Regions from separate parts of the Mus musculus genome. Here region 1 is linked to region 2. The links are chromatin contacts, found by Hi-C or POLR2A ChIA-PET in ENCODE. All regions are on one chromosome and are shown on one strand. Each heading gives the region's core, a stretch centred on a gene start or an enhancer-like site at or near the end of the contact. The rest is flanking DNA. Distances are from core to core; before and after follow the strand shown. Region 1 overlaps Crim1 (cysteine rich transmembrane BMP regulator 1 (chordin like)). Region 2 holds the start of Fam98a (family with sequence similarity 98, member A).

What was found. A loop is a pair of places that touch in the nucleus more often than their neighbours do. ChIA-PET counts read pairs that join two places held with the same protein, here RNA polymerase II (POLR2A).
Region 1: a map of T-helper 2 cell shows a loop between it and region 2 (5-fold over the local background). The contact joins the enhancer-like site here to the promoter of Fam98a in region 2. A Hi-C loop is called at or near these places in 1 of 37 maps with a recorded cell type or tissue (T-helper 2 cell). POLR2A ChIA-PET finds 5 or more read pairs at or near these places in 1 of 5 experiments (Patski).

The regions. Positions count from the first base shown.
Region 1 is chr17:78,358,369-78,365,359 of GRCm38, forward strand. All of the region lies in intron 13 of Crim1 (cysteine rich transmembrane BMP regulator 1 (chordin like)), which reads left to right. Among named protein-coding and RNA genes, the nearest start is that of Gm52306, 27 kb to the left of the region's middle. Within about 2 kb of position 4,128, at least 1 of the 3 ENCODE cell types and tissues checked has a DNase peak (open chromatin) inside an H3K27ac peak, as active enhancers do.
Region 2 is chr17:75,549,884-75,556,842 of GRCm38, forward strand. It overlaps Fam98a (family with sequence similarity 98, member A), which reads right to left and starts at 2,063. Exons shown (of 8, transcript NM_133747.2): 1 at 1,858-2,063. The coding sequence starts at 1,910.

The DNA of each region.
Region 1 (6,991 bases), core at 2,878-5,377, 2.8 Mb after region 2:
CTCCCAGCTGCGTTCTGAGTGCCCATAGCCTTCCTTTCCAGGGGAAAGAGTCTTCTTGGATCCATGACTCCCTAGGGGAAAGCAAATGAATAAAGCCGTGGCTGGCACACCACCTACACCCACTATATCTGTGAGGATGTAGCCCCTGCCGACAGCTTTGACACGGGGGACACGAGTATTCCCATGGACCCTTTCTATGCCAGCGATTCAGTTTTTCCAGATTGGCTATTCCATGGAAAGAGTGATTATAAAGACTATTCTTAGTCTAACAGATGGGGTTAGTTCCCTGTCAGCTTTGTGAAGCAGGAAAGTCAGATGGGCTGCCACTAGGCTGGTCTAGGAGAACAGAACTAACATGCTGGCTGAGTCAGAAGTGTTAATCAGAATATTACCTTGAAAATTATGGCTTGGTAAGGAAGGATGCGTTTCTTTTTTTACCTGCAGGTTACTTTACTTGATATTTTAAGTCACATACTGAGAATGTCAGCTAGAAACCTATTTAAGACCTTCTTTTCTGTCTAGCATTAGTTATTTTTGGATCAGAGCTATTTGTTTATTCGATACATCAAACATAAACACATGTGGGTTATAACCTGAATATAAACAGTATTAAGATATTCTGATTATATGACTTTGAGTCATTTCAGAATGTCCTTACTGTGCATCTTTAAAGCTCTGTGAAAACGATGCTTCTTTCAGCAGGTCTCTCTTTTCCTGATGGGTGCCTCTGTCTGATTAGCCCATAGCCGTACTTTGTACTTGACGTGTGTTAGTCTGTACTGATATTTGAAGTGGCACTAACGCAAGACACCGAGCTGGCCTGGCCTGAGTCAGAGCTGTGGTTTCTGTCAGTGCACTGCAGTGCCATAATTGCATGGTAATCTTCAATGAATGGGTAGAGAAACAGCCCCCTAATAATGGTGGGGTTTGTGTTCTTCTATACCACACTGCTGTGCGAGTCTTCTTGTGCTCTGCTTTCTCTGTGTTTCAGGCTGACTGATGAAAATGCTATCCCCATATATATATATATATATATATATATATATATATATGGATAGCAAATGGGGATATATATGTATATATATATGCATATATGGGGATATATATATATATACATATACATATATACTACTTCTTGCATGCACATATATCCATCAGAATCAAATGTAATAACCATTTGCATCACCATCGTTAAAAATTTGTGAATTTAATGTTACGTGGTTTTTAAGTCATAATGTTTAGGGCACTAGAATTTAAGATTCCGATGTGTTTCCTTAAAATTAAAAGCTTGTGCACATTATAAGGAACTTGCCTTGGAGCCAGAGTTAAGCTTACAACTCTAAAAACACCCTGGCTCCGTGTCTTGGTGACAGGATACAATCCACCTCAGTTGCCTCCTGTAAAGGAAATCCTTGCTTCTCAATGGTAGTGTGTAAAGGAAGTGAAGCCATGTGGAGATGTAAGCCCAGTGTGCATGAACCCTGGCTCAGTGGTCCACGGCTCCTACTGTACAGACTGACTGCGGTCTGAACAGTGTTCACCTAATGACAAACACAGCACATCTCTGTGATGACCATCTGCAGGATGGGCATCCCTGTCCAAGTTCGAGGATGGGACCCTGACGTTGGGTTTCAGAAGCTAGTGTCACGTGAGGAGTTCACGAGCTACTTGTGTGGTATTCACTGTGACCCTGTGTGGAGGGCACGCTGTCCTAGGGAAGCCCCATGCCTCCCTTCGCCTCCTTTCATGGTTGCCAGTCACAGCGGGGGGGGGGCCCCAGACTGTCACCATCACTGTGAGAACGAGTATTAAAATTGCTTAAGCGAAAAGAAGGGAACAAGAGGTGATGGAAAGGCAGCAGAAGCAGAATGGGCCCTGCGTATTGTTTAGAGGGTGCGCAGAGGAAAACATTCCGGTTGTCATCTACTGTACTAACTTTGGAACTGGTCTAAAGTTACCGCACCAAAAATAAACAGTGTTTGATTTCAGTTTGCTCGGGTCCTGCCCTGCACACTAGAAACATCTCCGTCTGCGTCTTCCATGCACAGTTTTTGTTTCTCCCTTTAGCATCCTTTTCAACATTGTGAACAGAGATTCTTATGTTTGCAGTTGACTCAGGGAGGACCGCTGGGACATAGCATCTGTCTGAACCCCTTGCCAAAGGATGGCTTCATATTAAAGAGGAAGGCTGAGGGCTGGAGGCTGGCACTGGGGTCTCAGAGCGCAGCAGCATCTGCCCTTTCCTGTTTATTTCTGTACAAGAGACCAAACCTGATTTTTCTACCTGCCAGTGATAAGGGGTGGGTGGAGACTTTTTCCCAGAAGGAGCCACTTGGTAAGGCCCCCTGGACGATGCTGGCAGAGAATGGCTCACAGTATGAAACATCTCCTGTAAGGGTAGAGAGTAGGACATCCTGCTAGTTAGATTTTTCTAACAAGATGCAATACTCTGACATCCTAAAGAAAGCTGTATGTCTTTTTCTTCCTTTTTGGAGCTACTTTGATCTTGCATCGTTTCTGCCTGCCATTTAGAATATGTTTATTCATTTCCAAAATTACTTTGTTGTATAATCTCCATGCGCACTCAGACATACACACACACACACACACACACACCTTACTGTGAAATAGTAGGCATAGCTATAAAACAACACTTCATTTAAAGTTAAAATGAACAACTTCTTTGAACTTAATCATTGAAGTGCCCAACCAACACACAGTAGATAATAGAACAAGAATTACATTCTCTGAGAAATCGTGTCCTCTTTGCATGCAATAGGGATCACCCAAAAGTCACTGCCAACCAGCTGGTCAGACTTCTGCTCGTGGAACTCGGGAACATGTATAATTCTTCTGTTGATTTGAAGCAACCATTTTATTGCACTATGCTGAAGAAACTGGAAGTCTCTTTTGATCTTTATAATAGAGTTAGACTTCACATCCGGAGAAATAGATGAACTGAAATAGAACTGGGTTTTGAAGAAAGGACTTTGATGGCCACTGGCTTATGGCAGCCATACTACATGATAATGTCTGTCTCTTTTTTTATATGAAAATCATTAAGATTGGCTGGTTTTCCTCATTGAAATTGATCAGGACTTGCATGCACACAAGTCCACTTGAGCTCCCTCTTCACGCTCTTGGAGTCTGCTCTGTCCCTTTAGCCAGAGTGCTCAGAGCCTGCACCTACTGACCTGTTGGTTGTTTACTTAAATTCTAGCTTCTTAAAGTTTCTTTTTAAGTCTTTCCTTTACATTTAAAAAAGGGGGGGGGATAATTACGTTAGTTTCTCAAGTGGGCTGCTCACATTGTATGTGTGACAAACATGACACTCCAAACATGACACTCATTTGCCCAACTGAAGTTGATAAAGAAAAATTATAGTACAGGCCAGGGATATTTAGTGTCTTTATCAGAAAGTGTGCCTTACTCCTTTCTGGGTTAGGAAGAGGAATTGTAATGCATTATGGGAAGTGTACACTGATATTGCCTGTACCCATGTAAAGAGCCAGTTGTGGCAGCATACATCTGTAACCCTAGCAGTGAAAGAGGAGAGACACAGACAGACCCTCGAGCTTGCTAGCCAGCAAGTCTGGCAGTTCTATGTTCAGTAAGAGAAACCACAGCAAAATATAAGTTGGGGACACACATGCACACAGTGCACACACACACACATGTGCATACACAGACAAATGCTAAGCTACATACACACACTTCAAATTTCAAGCTTAGTCCCCACCCTGAAGTGAGCCAGTCCTTTGGCACACCCACTAAATGTAAGCCTCCATGTTGCTCTGAACGCATGTCCCAGAGGAAATAGGCCCTGTTGGCGAATGAAGCCAAGAGTTAAGAACAATACTGTGAGTGTGTGTGCCAGCATTTCAATACCTATGGAAGGAAAAGTGGTCCCAGAGTAGTACTGTGCTGAACTGATATAAACGGGGATTTCTTAAAGCCACAACACCTTTTAGCTTCCTGGCTACCAGGATCCCAGAGTAAATTACTTTCCTGGACTCTGTAGTGTAGCAGGAGATTTAAAAGAACTGATGCAATTTCTAAAGCCGCCTGGCTTCCTCTCAGGAAGTGACTCCCACACCATGACCACCACAACAGAATTAGAACCCAAAGTGTCCGTCCGAGAAGGTTGCCTCTGAGGCAGAAACCGAAACTGGAACGCAGGTGACAGTGGGTTTGGGGTTCTGTATCCTTCCGTGGAGGAAACAGGAAGCAGCCCGGAGACACTTCCTCTGCAGAGGCTCATATGTACAGCACTCCTCGGAGTCAGCGGGCCTCTGGGTCCATATGAGTGACTCCTGGGACTGTAGGTTGAATCCAGAAAGAGGCAAAAGGCACTGTGGCTGCCAAAGCCATTGGCGAACTTTATTTTGTAATTAGAACAGCTCAAGTAGTAAAAGCCGGCTCCAAGGGTCACAGCTTGTTAAGCTTTTATTCTTATCTTGAAAAGACAGGAGATGGTCAAGTTTAGACAGTTGAATTCAGCCTAGCTGGCATAAACATGGAAGGCTTGAACAGTTGTCACCTTTTTTATAACCAGAATCCAGGACAGACAGAGGGGAAACCACACTGAGTGCTGCTCCAGAAAGGGCACTGGATATTTGTTACGTGCTCCTGGGCTGTACAAGATACTGTTGCTTGAATTTGCATACAGAGGGGAGAGAGAGAGAGAGAGAGAGAGAGAGAGAGAGAGAGAGAGATTCTGTGACTTAAACAGCCTCTGTCATGTAACCATTGTGGCAAACCTATCCCCACCATAAGATAGCCCACCATGTTCACCATATTGACAGTGTCCAAAAAACAAAACAATTACCTGAAAGAGGCCATTTCAGATTGAATCTGATAAGGTCAGACAAGGGGCCCCTGATGAGGAAGTAAAATGCCATAGCTTATCAAATCAAGGTATAACCATTGAAATAGTGACTGTCTCGCCTGAATATTTAAAGCATTGGCCCCTGATGCCATTGCCAGTGGAAAAGCCCAGAGCTGTCTGATGCTAAGGCAGTGTCTTCCGGATCGTGCTCATGGGATGTTTAATCCCTAGTGTATTGGTTTTAAAAGGAAATGTTTTTTTTTGTATCGGTGCTGTCCCTGATGTTTTCCTTGGAACGTTCTCCTGTCGTCATTCTGTTGGTAGGCAAGAAGGCATGTGTGGGTTGGAGAACCATGCCCGCGCTGGTTCCTGTCCCACCCCGACTTCCTGTCCTCAGCTTAGATGAGTGACTTGACTTCCACGGGCCTCGATTTTCTGTAGGATTGAAACAATCACTGTGTCCACTGAGCTGTGGAGATCAAATGGAACTGACTGACTCATGTGAAATACTCATCTTGGTGCCTGGCACATAGCAGTCATCCAGTAAGTGGAAGTTACAAATAATCCAAGCAAGGTATTGAATAGCCGAAGCACATGATGTCATTGTGTGCATAAGCAGAGCAATGCGGTGGCATTTGGGAAGAAACAGATAGCGTGTACACCCAGTAGTTACATTGAAACTCGGTCCCTAGGTCTGCATTCCTCACCAGGCTAGGTGCTTTGAGTGGCTTTTTCGTAATCTCACTTAGGCTAAGTACAAGAAAACTTCAGTGACTCGTAATTCATTACAAACACCTTCAAGTTGCATAGACTCGCCCCTGTTTTTCCATTCTGAAGGTTTCTTAAACCTGTGGTCCATCTAGCAACCAACATCTGCTCTATACTGTGTCAGCCTCTACCGAAGTCACTAACTTCTCAAGAGAAACCGAGTAAAAAGCAAAAATATTTCTAGGAAGACTCATTAACCAAAATCTATCTTACTATTTCCTGGGCCAGATGGCACCTGCCCTGGTAAATTGGGACTGTCTTGAAAGCAAGAGTCACATCTGCTTGCTTCACATGAAAATTCACTATTAGCACAGTATGGCTTGGTTCTTAATACCCTATTTAGAGAAACATATTTCGTTGCAATGAAAGGTTTTGGTACTTTGGTTCAGGTAGACTTCTCAAGCAAGACCAGGAATGGTGTCTTTGACATGGGGCTCAACTAAGAGTCTTGAGTCAGGCTCTCTGCACACCCTGCCATACACTAATTCTGACCCACCTCAAGTCCAGCACCAGCTTAGCTTTTGCTGGGCACTGAGTGTATGGGGTGGCCTCAGAGTTTCTGAAGGAAGCCAGTGCACATCGGAGCCAACACAAGAAGTGTCTGCCTGCCGGCTGGCATCTGCTATGCCCTAAACATCTTCACACACAGTTTTTCAAATCTGATCTCAAATCTGAATGAAGTCATTTGCAGATGAACTGAAGCTGAACGTGACTTGCTTTTAGGGTCTTCAGGGATGAGTAGAGTTTCAGGGGAACCATGATAAACAACTGGTCTGGTAGCAGTCAGCTCACATGTGTGGGCAGTTCCCCAGGGGCTGCACATTCCTTAGCGGGTCAGAAACTCTGACTCTGTCTCTGAGGGACTGCGAGCCCGGGTCTCTCCGTGGGTTGCTAGCATAATGGGTTCCACTATTTGGGTGACAAAGCGCACGAGACTTTAGTTTCTTCACCTATTCTGTGGCCCAAAGTCCCCTGCCCGAGCCCATCGCCTTCTAAGTATTCAGAGTGCTCGTTCTTTCTCTGGTATCATTTTGTAACTGTCCTTCTGGACTCCACTGTGGTCTCGTCCAGCTGCTGAATGAGCACTGGGTGACGCTGTCGTTCAACAGTGGATCGTTGTCGCTGCCTGCACTTTCCTTAGTCTGTTGATTTTGTCCTTCTGAGTGGGGGAGTGCCCCTCGGAGCACCACTCTTGAGTATGAGTGTCGTCCTCCCATATGCTCCTGTGTGTGCGCGGCAGCCTAAGTGTATGGGAGAGGGAGAGTGTCGAGGGTTCTGTTTCTGAGAGTTTACAGATCCATCCCGGGGGTGAGGAAGATCCACGGGAGTATCAGAGACTCCTTGCTAAAGCCTGACCTGAGCCCCTCGGAAGTCCACTAACTGTTCACTACTTAA
Region 2 (6,959 bases), core at 813-3,312:
CACACTAAGTTAAAATTAATTATAAACTTTCATTAAAAACTCTAGGGTTTATATTACAATGCAACCTAACTATTTACTTGAGGGCAATTGTTGCAGGGATAATTAGTTGTAGTAAGCCAGACAAGAAAACATCATTAGGATAAAGGAACAGTAATGGAAGCAAGCTCTTCCACTGCAGCCAGTCAGCTGATCTTCACCTGCACGGAATATCCCAGAACTCTTCTGGTTCTACTCCTGCAACACTACCTTTTCAAGGGAAGAGACCCTCCTCGGGGCTTTTCATTGTATGCTTCTCAGAGCTTCCACGTGAACTTATACCCTGAGGAAAACCCCACACTGGCACAGAGCAAGTGTCCCTTAAAAAATGTTTACTGGCCGGGTGTGGTGGCGCACACCTTTAATCCCAGCACTCGGGAGGCAGAGGCAGGCGGATTTCTGAGTTCGAGGCCAGCCTGGTCTACAGAGTGAGTTCCAGGACAGCCAGGACTATACAGAGAAACCTTGTCTCGAAAAACAAAACACACACACACACACACACACAAAAAAAATGTTTACTGAGTAAGCGAATCATCTTTAGACACCCGTTGAAAAGCACCCGTTCCACAGAATAAGGCTTACGTGTGGCCCATTGCAAGAACTAAGTTGGCCAAGTCTGGGCTATGCACAAAATGTGATTCAAAGAAATGACCACAGCGGCTGATGTTCACAGCGATGGTTAGTAAGCTTCCTTTATGGTCAGTACCTACTAGGACACCAAGCTAGTCACATGGGTTGCGCTTTGGCTACCTCAAAGGTGTCCTTCCCTAAAGAAAGGTGTCCCTTAAGAATTTCCATGGCATGGAAAAGCCTAAAGTTAAGCTTTGATTAAGGATTATAGTTAAAAATACAACAATCGGCAGGGCATGGGGGCTCACTCCTTTAATCATAGCTCTCAGGTGCCAGAGGCAGGAGGACCTCGGTGCGTCATTTCTTCTACGCTGATTTTATCCTGAAATAGTTATTCGCAGGCAAATACTTAATCATGCAGGGCTTTTTTTTTTTTTTTTTTTTTTTTTTTTTTTTTTTTTTTTTGCCTAAGAGCCTCTAGGTTCTCAAGTTTAAGCACCTTGATCTGGGTGACCAAACAAGATAAATAAGCCTTATTTCCAAATTCCTAAACACTGAAGACTATGACTGAGAGTCAAGATGCAAATATGCTGATTCTTGGTGGGTGAGGATGACCCTGGAATGCTGGAGTTCAGCGAGGCTGTGCTGGAGGTCTGAAGTCACTGACTGTCATTTCCAAAGCAGGTGGTTGAAAGGTTAGGTGCACAGCTGAGCGGGCTTGAGAGCAGCCGGCTGCATCGCCCAGACGTGCGCTTTGGGAAGCCTAGGTGCATGCAGAGATGACTGAGCAAAGATGATTTTTTTTTTTTTTTGAGAGAGAGAGAGACAGAGAAGTAGGGTGGGGGGTAGAAGCTCAAGAAAGAAGTAGGGAATCTTGGGGCCAAGTAGGAAAGCAGATACAACTTTGGCAAACCATAAAGTGGGGGTAGGGTGGGAGGACGGGAGGCAAGAAGAGAAAGCTTGGGGAGTGGGGGGGTGGTGAGAACCGGAGCCCAGACAATGACACGCATGACTGAGACACGCTGCGGGTAGCTGGGCTGTAGGGGAGCACCGGGGAGGACGAGGGCCGTCGGAGCCCAGTGGGCAGGGTAGGTGTGGACGTGGCACCGGGGGTCCCTGGGCCAGCAGCGGGAAGCTCCGGCGGGAGTCGGGTGCGGAGTGGCAAGGCAGGTGGCTCCGACCGGGCGCCCGAGGAGTTGCCGGGGCTCTAGCAGAGTGGACTTTCAGAAACTCATGCCCCCGCCGTCTTACCCTAGATCTTCCAACGACTCCAAGATGTCAGTCTCCATGAGGTCACACTCCATGCTACTGTGGTATTCAAATTTCCGAGTCGTCAGGCTGCCCTCTCGCCGGCAACGCGTACCCTAGCGCATGCGCTCCTTCCCCGGAACTTCCAAGTCGACAGCTGGCGCCTCAGTCCCCGTATTGCGCATGCCCCGAGCGTGCGCAAGCAGTTTGGTTCCGCCCACTGCCCCCACCTCACCGGCCGAGGAAAAAAAAATGGCCGGGTGTGCGCGTGCCCAGTATGGGGTAGTGAAGCTAGCTGCCCTAAGAAGGGCAGGAAGGCAGGTGGCGTGGCACCGAGGCTGGGAGACTCAGAGACTCAGCCAGGGGGCGCGGAGCTCTTGGAATGCGCATGTGCACAGCTTGGGGCGAGGCAGGCGCGGGAGGAGCAGAAGCAGGATCCAGCCTGGGATTGTAGAGTGACAGCTGTGGTATTGAAGATGCGTGTCCTCCTTTCACCTGCGAGTCACCACAGAAGGGCAAATTTGTGCGTTCCCAGCCACAGCCCAGGGCGGGGTTAGACGGGTCAAAAACAATGAAAGCCAGGAAAATGCCATTTGATTTTTCTTCAGTGTAGCCTCTGGAGTCCACGGTTAGAGAAGTGGCTTTCCTCAGTATGGATGCTTCAGAAAGTTTCTCCAGGGAAAGTTTTTTTTTTTTTTTTTGTCCCTGTCCTCTTGAGTCTGCCCCAGACACCACGCATTTTGTTTTAACGGGAAAGGGCATAACTCCATATCGAATACAATAGGGTATATTTGATTACATGCAGTTTAGACAATGGATCAACTTTTTGTCTCCGTTGACTTTTTTTTTTTTTTTTTTAATACAGGGTTTTATAGAGCCATGGATGGCCTGGAACTCACTATGCAGACCAGGCTGGCTGTGAACTCACAGAGCTCCACCTACCTTTGCCTTCCCAGTGCTGAGATTAAAGGCATCTGCTACCATGCTCAGTGTTGTCATTACTTTTGGCCACCCATGCTTGGGTGTAGCTTTCTATTATGAAAGAACTGTTGAATAAGGAGGAAATCGTTTTCAAAGAGATGATGTAGTTAGAAAATCATATTTATCTATGAATTGCCATGTTGTTATATTGTGTAGTCATTTGGTTTTAAACTTATTCTTACGTTTTATTTTGTAGTTTCCACTTTCATGTCTAATGGATAAGCATTCTCTGTCAGTAGTAATTCATGGTTTAGTTATTTATTTTGTGTAACATGGGTTGGGAGAAGGTTATGCACTAACTGTTCTAGTGACTATCCTCTTGACCCATGAGCGACCTGGCTTCTCCAAGAAAGCTCCCCTAAAGTTAAATATTCTTCAAGGTGTATTCATTGATTCTAATTTCCTGATTGGGAAAAGTTGCAAATCCAGAGCCAAGGTTCTGTCAGACTGTCATTAGTCCCCTTAAGAGCCCACCCTGGCCCATCCTGTGTGACCTAACCTCATTTTGGCTATCAGGTAAAACTTTTGGGATGTGTAAACATCCAAATTAGCTTCTGCCTACTCAAAGCCACAAGTGTCATCAGATAACAGCTAAGTTCTCTCCACATCACTGTAAACTTCTCACCTGCTGTCCCCACCAATATATCTGAAGAAATAATCCCTTGACTTATGAGTTGGTATTGTGTAACTATACAGACAGTGGAACCAGTTCTGTGTTGGCACATGTTATGTGGGGCAGTCTGAGTCTGTACCTGGGTCATGGTCACTCATATTTGGATCAAGAAAAAAAAGTATTTTGCATCAACATATTATTGTATAGGGTTATAATGCTGTATGAACATTGTTTGCATTATATAGATGAGCAACCTGAAGCACCGTGTCTTTCTGATCCTTAGCATTCGTAAACAATTAGTGCATTCTGAAACTTGAGTGTATTTGCATCCATACACTTACTTGATTGTTCAGACAAGGATTAAAAGCAGAATGGGAAAAGATAGGGAAATTAATTATCTGATTTTTTTATGCCTGTATATATTGTACATAATTTTAATAAAATGATTCTTTATCATGGAAATGTTGAATGTGCTAAAAACAGTAACAATGAAAGGTTGTTTTTTAATAGAAAAGGTTTTATTCCTAACTCAGACCCCCAGCCTTGTTACACAAGACTATTTTAAACGCTGACATTTAATTTTTAAGAAAATCAAGCAAAGTCAAAGGTTATCATTAGAAACATGATGTACTGTCAGTCACAGTTTCAAATGTTGCCATTTTTTTTAACTTTTGTAACTCAACAAAGGATTCCAGAAACAATCTGTGGTCTGGTTTTTATAAACACCTTTATGCAGACATGAGTATCCTACCTTATTAAGTATGAATTTTATAAACATATTACTCTAACAGTGTAGCTGAGGATTATTTCAGCATCCCTCAGCTTCTCCAAAAAAGATTTACAATAGTGTGGTAGAACTTGTACAGCTCTTTCCAGGATCACAACTCTGTGAGTTGCAGGTGTGTAAGCCCACTTATCTCCTTGTGTTTGCAGACTCTTCAGGTGATCTACTGTGTCAGAAATCTCCACTTCTGACTAGAGAGTCAGTCAATCAGTATAAACCCAAAGACTTTGTATCTGGCATCTTGACCAACCCAATGAGGACTCACAGAGCCCCACAGTGGCACACACTTCATTTCTGAACAGTAGACTAAAGGCTTCAAGCAGACAAATGCTGGTTCATGCCACGTCCAGGCTTGCTTTGGGTTGCACTTTTTGGAACTGAGCCTTTTTTTTTTTTTGGGCCACCTTGGTGCATATGAATCCCAGTTATAATGTAATGTAGCCATTCATGGTCTTGACCACCAGTCTTACTGAGCCAGGGAGAGAATGAGAAGTTCCTGTGGAGTTCAGACAGCTGATGATGTCAGCCAGGGACCCTGGCAAAGTACATTATGTTCATCACTGCTTTCTCTGAAGCTCCTGAATGTGCTCCTATGACCAAGCCCGCTCAGTCAGTCTACAGGTTCTCCAGTGCGGGAGTGAGGATTAAAACATAAAAAAGACAGACAACATTGTAGCGTGACCCCAGTCAATTCTGAGACTGAAGGCAATTTTTTATTTTCCAACCCACTTTTTATACAATTTTAATTACATGCAAGTATTTTGGGCAAGCAGTATATAAGGAACTACTAACAAAGCAGCAAGCCAAGTCCTGAGATTACTCCCATGACATTTTTTTGTTTGTTTGTTTTGGTTTTGGTTTTTCTGTTGCGGCCGCCAGCAGCTCGCAACATGAACAGTTAGACTGATATGGCTACTCGAGCTGTAAGAGAGGAATCTAGACGGGGCGAAAGAAGAAACGGAGCTAAGACAAATTCATTCTGATCAAAGCTCAAATTTTATTGTTGCGACACTAGTTATGAAGGAAGGGGGAGGGGACCCGATTCCCCCCCCCCCCCCACGAATAATCTTGGATCCAGTAGAAAGGTGAGCACGTGTGTGGCTCCGAACAGCAAAGCGGCAGGTTCCAGCAGTGGGCGTGGCAGACCGAATGAGCAGGAAGCTCCACCCCTGAGCAAGCAGGTTTCAGGCTGGGGGAGGGGAGACTACATTTTTCAAGACAGGGTTTCTCTGTATAGCCCTGGCTATCCTGGAACTCACTTTGTGGACCAGGCTGGCCTCGAACTCAGAAATCTGCCTGCCTCTGCCTCCCGAGTGCTGGAATTAAAGGCGTGCATCATCACGCCGGCTACCATGACAGTTTTAAAAAAGGCTTGTCATAATGAGTGAAATACTTGAGCCCACTTCCTTGTCCAAGCCCAAAAATCTTGCCTGAGTCTTACACGCGTTCGCGACCAGCTAGGAAAGACGCAACAAACCGGAATCTTCTGCGGCAAAAGCTTTATTGCTTACATCTTCAGGAGCCAGAGAGCAAGAGAGCAAGAGAGCAAGAGAGCAAGAGAGCAAGAGCAAGAGAGAGAAAGCAAGAGCAAGAAAAAGAACAAGAACAAGAAAGCAAGAGCAAGAGAAAGAATGGCAAAACCCCGTCCCTTTTAAGGAGAATTATCCTCCGCCTAGGACGTATTACTCCCTGATTGGCTGCAGCCCATCGGCCCAGTTGTCATCACGAGAAAGGTAGAACACATGGCGGGAAAACTGCCCCTGCACGTGTGCAGATTATGTTTACCACTTAGAACACAGCTGTCAGTGCCATCTTATAATGGCAAATGTGAGGGCGGCTTCCTACACCTGAGGCCTAGTTCCACTCGAAGACTAAAATTTCTGCCTTCTCCTACTTTCCTATTACAGCCTAAAGTTGGATTCTTGTCTGAATTTACTTCCTTGCCACAGCCAATGTCAGATTCCTGTCTGAAGCCCATTTCTTTGTCTTTAGCCAATGTCAGATTCCTGCCAAGCGGTACCCCAGAAGGCTTTCCACACTCCTATGCACCACCTTATACACACACACACACACACACACACAAACACACACACACATACACACACACACACGCACACACACTCACAGAAGAAAATCAGTGATGCTTTTGAAAGTTAGAGTGAGGTAAACTGGAAGACTTTTAAGGGATGATGTACCTACCTTGTTTCTTGGTTTACCTGATAGCTGCTGCCAACCACAGCTATACTTTCATATCAGATTGTTTCCTCTGACTGGAATCCTCTTCCTTCTTCCCTGCCTGACAGATGCTTCTTGCTCAGTCTCCAAGACTAAGACAACTTAGTTTGTTTTCCTCTACCAACAGAAGTGTCCTCCTCATGTTGGCATGGGCAGCTCCAGTGTGTTCTTCTGTCTACTGGTATGCCGCTGTACCGCTCAGTTCACTTTCTACTCTGTCCCCAAGGCTGTGCGCAACGTCAATGCTCCACACAGGAGGAATTCTCTGTTGATGCAGGTTAAGATTAAACTTCCTCTCACTTGGATTTTTGAGGTAATGGCATGCAACTCAACTGATTCTCATAAGCATCTGAGAAACTTAAAGTGGAAGAGTTATATACAACACACATGGTTATACAATACAACATTATGTTGGTATTTGTAGAGTTGGCTTTTGCCTTCTAGATTACTTGAAACTGCCTCAGGTGACTCCATGACTAATCTTTCATAATG